Linked DNA regions of Mus musculus: region 1 is linked to region 2. Evidence: chromatin loops called from intact Hi-C (ENCODE). Cell type or tissue: left cerebral cortex. All regions are shown on one strand. Links, peaks and the distances in the headings refer to the core of each region. The heading gives the core; the rest is flanking DNA. Region 1 holds the start of Ppm1k (protein phosphatase 1K (PP2C domain containing)). Region 2 has its middle 2.6 kb from the start of Kbtbd2.

Region 1 (2,807 bases), core at 263-2,762, 740 kb after region 2:
TCCCTTCGGTTGTATGTGAGAGTCTGTTTTCATAGGCGAAGTGAGAATACAGTATTGAAAAGTAAGTGTTACTCAACTCTGTGAAGGGGGTGGGTTGATGTAGACAAGGAAAAAGAGACTCGGATTGCAAGAAAAACAATTATAAACAAGAGCCCATTATCCAAAGCTTCCTATTTTATGACATTTGTCATACAGTGTGGTGAGCTGGTTTCCAATTTCCACAAGTTCCAACACACACTAGAAGGGCAACACAGCCCCTTCCGCCAAGCCCTGCAGATCTCGATCTCAAGAGAGCCCCAGGTTTCCTCACCAGGGCACAGGTCCAGCAGAGGCTACATCTGCTCTGCCGGGTTGACATGCACATTGGGGGTTGGGGGCTTCGCAGTTTCTATTCCTGCAGCTCCTACAACGAAAACCGGTGGAGCTTTTGAGAGTCGAAATTTCCTAGCTATTTCTACCCAGAGCCTCAATCTTTGTCTCCTCCGGGTAAATTCTCTCATCTACAGAAAGCGTCTGCGAAAACCTGCGCCAGGAGCCACATGCCCCTAAGATACAGTGCTCTCCTAGCAAAGCAAAACACAAGCTCTCAGATCCAAACGACCAGGGCTCCGCAATCCTTCTCTACACCAGTCCCTTTGCAAGCCTGGGCTGGATAGAATCGTGGGCTGGTTTGCTGGCCTTGAACGAAGCTGGACGCGGCAGGACAACACTCTCCTGAGCTCTTGAGATCTGGCATCCCAAGTTCTTAGGCAGCTATGCCTGCTCTCGCGGGCAGGAGCGCACCAAAGGGTCTCGCTGCAGTGAATCAGGGTTCTGTTATCTTTGCTAGCTTTCTCATTCTCTCCCTGGGACCCCGCCCATCTTTCTATCCCTGCTTCCCTGGGGCTCACTATCAGCCCGAGGTCAAGTTCAAGGCCGACCAAGGCTGCTTTGGGGGAGCCGGATGCTCGGGCGCAGCCACCGTGGGCCTAGGCGAGAGCAGCTGCTTTCCACTTCCAGAAAAAGGGAGCACATCGAACCCAGAGAGATGCGCGTGGGACTCGGTCTCAGACAGAGTAAGCTGCAGGAACTCATTTCATATTTCTCTTTCGCCTTCCCGGGGACCTCCGGAGACCGCCAATGTCTCGTCAACAACCTAGGAGAATAAGCGAATTAAACTCCTTAGGCTCTTACCTTGTGATGGGTAGGTGTCTGTAAATTTCTTAATTGGCTAATGGAAGGAAGGGAAGGATTTCTTGGATGATAAACTAGACTGACTTCTCTGTTGATTATGATCTCCAGAACAAGCAATTAGGGAAGCCACAGTCTCTTCCACTCCTGGAAATTCTCGGAAAATAAAAAAAAATCAACCGCAGCTGGCCAAATGGAGACCCGGAGGAGTGTATTTCCGATGATTGACAGCAACACTAGCCAGTTGGTGCTCTGAAAGACTCTTTGCCCGCCCTCAATCTGAGCCAATTACAGATTTAGATAGGAACGAGCCTCCTGCACAGGCAATTTGACCTCTCAGATTGCCAATTAAACGCCGTAGAGCGACGTCAAAGTGGGCCAGTAGCTGTTCGACGTTGGCGCCCCGCCCTCCTGATGGGCCTGGCGGCCTCGAATCAGGCACCAGGGACCTTGCTTTTCGCCAGCCACTGGAGGAGGGAGTTTCACTTCTGCCAAAGTTATCTTAACTCTGACCCAAGAAATCGAGACTCGGACAGCCACGCTTTGCTTGAGTGTAGCACTTGTACGTCATCCAGTGTTCTTTGACAAATCACAAACCAATGTTCTTCGGACTGCATTAACAGGCATCTTGGGATGGCTCGCGACTATCCTGCATGCCAAAAAGATTTCCGTCTTTTGAAGGAAGCATTGCCTTGGATCTGGGGGTCCAAACTGATTCAAATAATCAGATAACTGCCTTTAGAACCTTCGGTCTAATAAGGAAGATGAGGAAGCAAGCCAACAAATAAACAGTAAAAGACAAATCACGTCTAAAGAGGGAACGGCTCAGGTGTGGCTGGAGAACACTGGGCAGCGGATTTTACCGCGCTGAATCTAGTCAAGGCAGGATGGATCTGAGCAGAAGACAATAGCAGATGCCTTTCAGGCTGTATCAGCACACTCCCGGGCAGGTTTCATGCACAGGAATACTGGTCAACACTAAATTGACTCCATGATTTTTTATGTGTGCGTGTTTTGGTTTTGTTTTGATACTTTTTAAGTCTTTTTAAAAATATTCATTTATTTATTTATTTATACACTGTACACTATAGCGGTCTTCAGACACTCCAGAAAATGGCATCAGATTTCATTACGGATGGTTGTGAGCCACCATGTGGTTGCTGGGGTTTGAACTCGGGACCTTTGGAAGAGCAGTCAGCGCTCTTAACCGCTGAGCCATCTCACCAGCTCCCCCCACCTCCACTTTTTAAGTCTTAATTGGGTTGTTTTTGTTTTGATTTTGGGTTTTTGTTTTTTTGTTTTGTTTTTTGTTTTTGGGTTTTTTTTTTGAGACAGAGAGAGAACATACATAAAGTTGAGTGAGTAGTACGGAAGTGGGGAGGATCTGAAAGGAATTGTGGAAGGGGAAAGAATTGCTCAAAATGCATGTATGGAATAAGTTTTAATTAAAAATATTCTTAAAATTAATAATTAAGTTGTGTTGCCTAGTTGCACCTCCTGGTCCAAGAGCATCTGGAGACCCAGTGCATTTAATAATAATATGTTTCGACAGTGATATTTGTGTTAGTGACTCACTAAATCTAACAATGGCTTATGTTGGATAGAGAATCAATTTTCATAAAGCTCTTGAAATTGTT
Region 2 (2,807 bases), core at 126-2,625:
CCTGTAATCTCAGTATGCCAGAGTTAGGTAGGCAGATTTCTATAAATTCAAGGACAGCCTGGTCTAAATAGCAAGTTACTTGTTATAAGCCAGCCAGTAAGTGAGTCCCTGCCAAAAAAAAAAAAAAAAAAACCAAAACAAAAGAAAAAAAAAGAAAAAAGAAAGTAGCGTTTATATAAAAGATGATGTAGTCCAAATAAGGTTTTTAGTCTATTTAATTGCTTTTGCTAATACCAGCTTCATAGTTTTGATAATATACTATAGTTATCTAAGATGGGAAGTCACTAGAGGGGTTTTCAAAGAACATTCTACTTTTGTTACTTTTTATGCTATGTGTGTGTGTGTGTGTGTGTGTGTGTGTGTGTGTGTGTGTGAGTATGTGTGTGTGCGTGTATGTGAGTGTGTGTGTCTATGTGATTCTTGAGAGGTCAGTGTTCATGCCACCACACTTGTGTGGCAGTCAGAGGACCACTTTGCAGATTTCCTTCCACCCTTGTGTGGCTTCCAGAGATGGCACTCAAGGTTGCCAGGCTTGGAGAGCAGGCTTCTTTGCCTGCTGAGCCATCATGGGCTCATATTTTTTATACTTTTTATGAATCTGTAATAAAAAAAATCTCCAAAATGTGGGGCTAGAGACATGATTCTAAAGTTAAGACCACTAAATTCCAGAGGACCTGGGTTCAATTCACAGCATCCACATTGTTGGGGGCCACAAAAGTCCTTATATTTCAAATAAGCACCAGGGAAACCAGGAATGTTAAACATACAGGGTATTTCCACAATGGAGGAAGTAAAATACTTGCATCCTATCCAAAAACCTGAGAGTGGGTGTTGTTAACATGTGGTAACCTTTTGCTCTCTGTAGAGGTAGAATTCACCTAAATCCCTCAGAATAATTATTCCAGACTCTTCACCCCTAAACCTTTTATCTTTAGCTCCTAATTAATAGACCCATCATTAGGGGAGGTAGCCTGTTGACCTCTATTCTATCTTGATCTGAGATGACACCAGGATTGTATTATACCAAAAAAACTTCTCTCCCAAATTATACTGTATTTAAATATTCTTCACGTGGTACACAGATATGCATGCAAGCAAAACATCTATGCCACAGACCGGGCTCAGTGGGCCCTCCTTAATCCGTGCAAATCAGAGTCTCGGACAGATGGGCATAGAGTCTGTGAGTGACAAACAGAAGCGACACAAGAGAGTGTGAAGACTCTGAGTGTAATTTGTCAAATCGAGCATCAAACTTTTTATACAGAAGAGTAACAAGAAACCAGGCGAACACATCCACTAAGTTACAGTGACACAATACAAAAGGAATGTATACATCAAAAGATGGCACGGACCAGGCCGTGTTTACCACTAAGAAGGGAGCCAGGTGTAATGCTAGTCTATTGTTAAGCCTACCACTAGGGGTTCTTAGTAAATGCCTGATTTATGCTGTTTCTTTGAGCCACATGAAGAAACCTGTCTTGGGGGATTCCCTCACTCTTCATGGTAAACCTACCTATTCACTAGGCCATTGTGTATTTCCTTGTTTGGGTGAGACTGGCTACTGTCCCAAGTAATCACTCTGCAGACTAGCCCTGAGCTATTCTAGCTCCGTTCTTTGCAATGCATAATTAGTTTTCCCGTCTCTGCTAGAAGTAAATTTGAATGTTACTGAATAGGTAACCTTCTCACTGAATTCCTACTGAATTCCAAACTGGTGGGCTTCAAGGATTTTCTGGAACACTGATGGAGGCTCACCTATGTTAAAATTCAATCTTTAAAGGCACTTATAATAAAATAATACTGAAAGAGAGCATACACCATACTAACGTGGGGATAACGTATGAGTATATGGGTTATGGGAATGCCAAGGTTCCAGGAGGCATAGTTTCCTTGAAACTCTTTGCCTCATGAGTGCTTCCAGGCCTCTAGGCTTCACTGGAGTGGATGTAGCACATCTATACATATAAAATTACATTTACATTTTTTCAAGTTCTCAAAAGTGAACATCATGCATTCAAAAAATATTTTATACCCTGGAAACCAGAAAAAAAAGTCTCATAGGGGAATGGATGTGTCGGGGGGAAAGATCCAAATACTGTGAGTCAAGTTCTATAGAAGCAATATGCACAGGGTGCTCTGAAGGTGCAGAGGAATAAGTCGGTTATAGTATGTGTATGTTGGCTCATACCTGTAATCACAGTCTTTGGGAGGCTGCAGCAAGAAAACTGTCCCAAATTCAAGGTTCTATTGAGTTCTAAGCAACCCTGGGCTACAGTGTACTATTCTCAAAGGGGGATGGGGGGGCGTTCAAGTAGATTGGGGCTTGCTTCTCTCCTGTCTCCTCTGGAGGGTAGCAGGAATATAGTTTGAGCCTAGAAGCTTGAAGTTTGGCTGGGCAACATAGAACCTATATAGCAGGAATCAAGGCACACATATGGCTTTGCTTCAGCCACAGGGGCTTGCTCTGAGTACTGTGGAGCACTTAGGCTGGCCTTAAACTTTGAATCCAGTTGGCTTAGGCTCCCAAGTGCTGGAGTTTCAGACTTGTGCCATCAATCCAGTTCACAGATACTGGAGTGAGTCTGGCAGCTTTGATCTTGCTTGTTTTCATTTGCACTTGTTACCCTTTTGTTGTCTCTAACATGATTTTGCAATGTAAATTCTATTACAGCAGAAACCACCATTTTGGGTTTGACTTTCCAGTTTTGTATAGTACTGTCTAGAGCAGTGGGCTCTTAACAGGTGGGTTGTTGCTGTCTTTGGTGGGGTGTTAAATGACCCTTTCACCTAAAACCACCAGAAAACAG

The links. Hi-C counts contacts between places; a loop is a spot of excess contacts. Peaks named below come from ENCODE experiments on the same cell type or tissue, not always from the same donor. Only the 100,000 strongest peaks of a DNase experiment are listed, where the experiment ranks them.
Region 1: it touches region 2 in a loop (2.3-fold over the local background); 4 of 42 quality-filtered maps call a loop at or near these places.

The regions. Positions count from the first base shown.
Region 1 is chr6:57,534,107-57,536,913 of GRCm38, forward strand. Ppm1k (protein phosphatase 1K (PP2C domain containing)) reads right to left here and starts at 1,381. Exons shown (of 7, transcript NM_175523.5): 1 at 1,174-1,381. In left cerebral cortex, for the core only: a CTCF peak has its summit at 1,594; DNase peaks (open chromatin) are centred at 377, 650, 1,084, 1,494 and 2 more places; H3K4me3 peaks cover 2,016 bases; H3K27ac peaks cover 1,584 bases.
Region 2 is chr6:56,799,004-56,801,810 of GRCm38, forward strand. No RefSeq gene overlaps it. Among named protein-coding and RNA genes, the nearest start is that of Kbtbd2, 2.6 kb to the left of the region's middle. In left cerebral cortex, for the core only: a CTCF peak has its summit at 1,402; no DNase peak of the experiment used is centred there.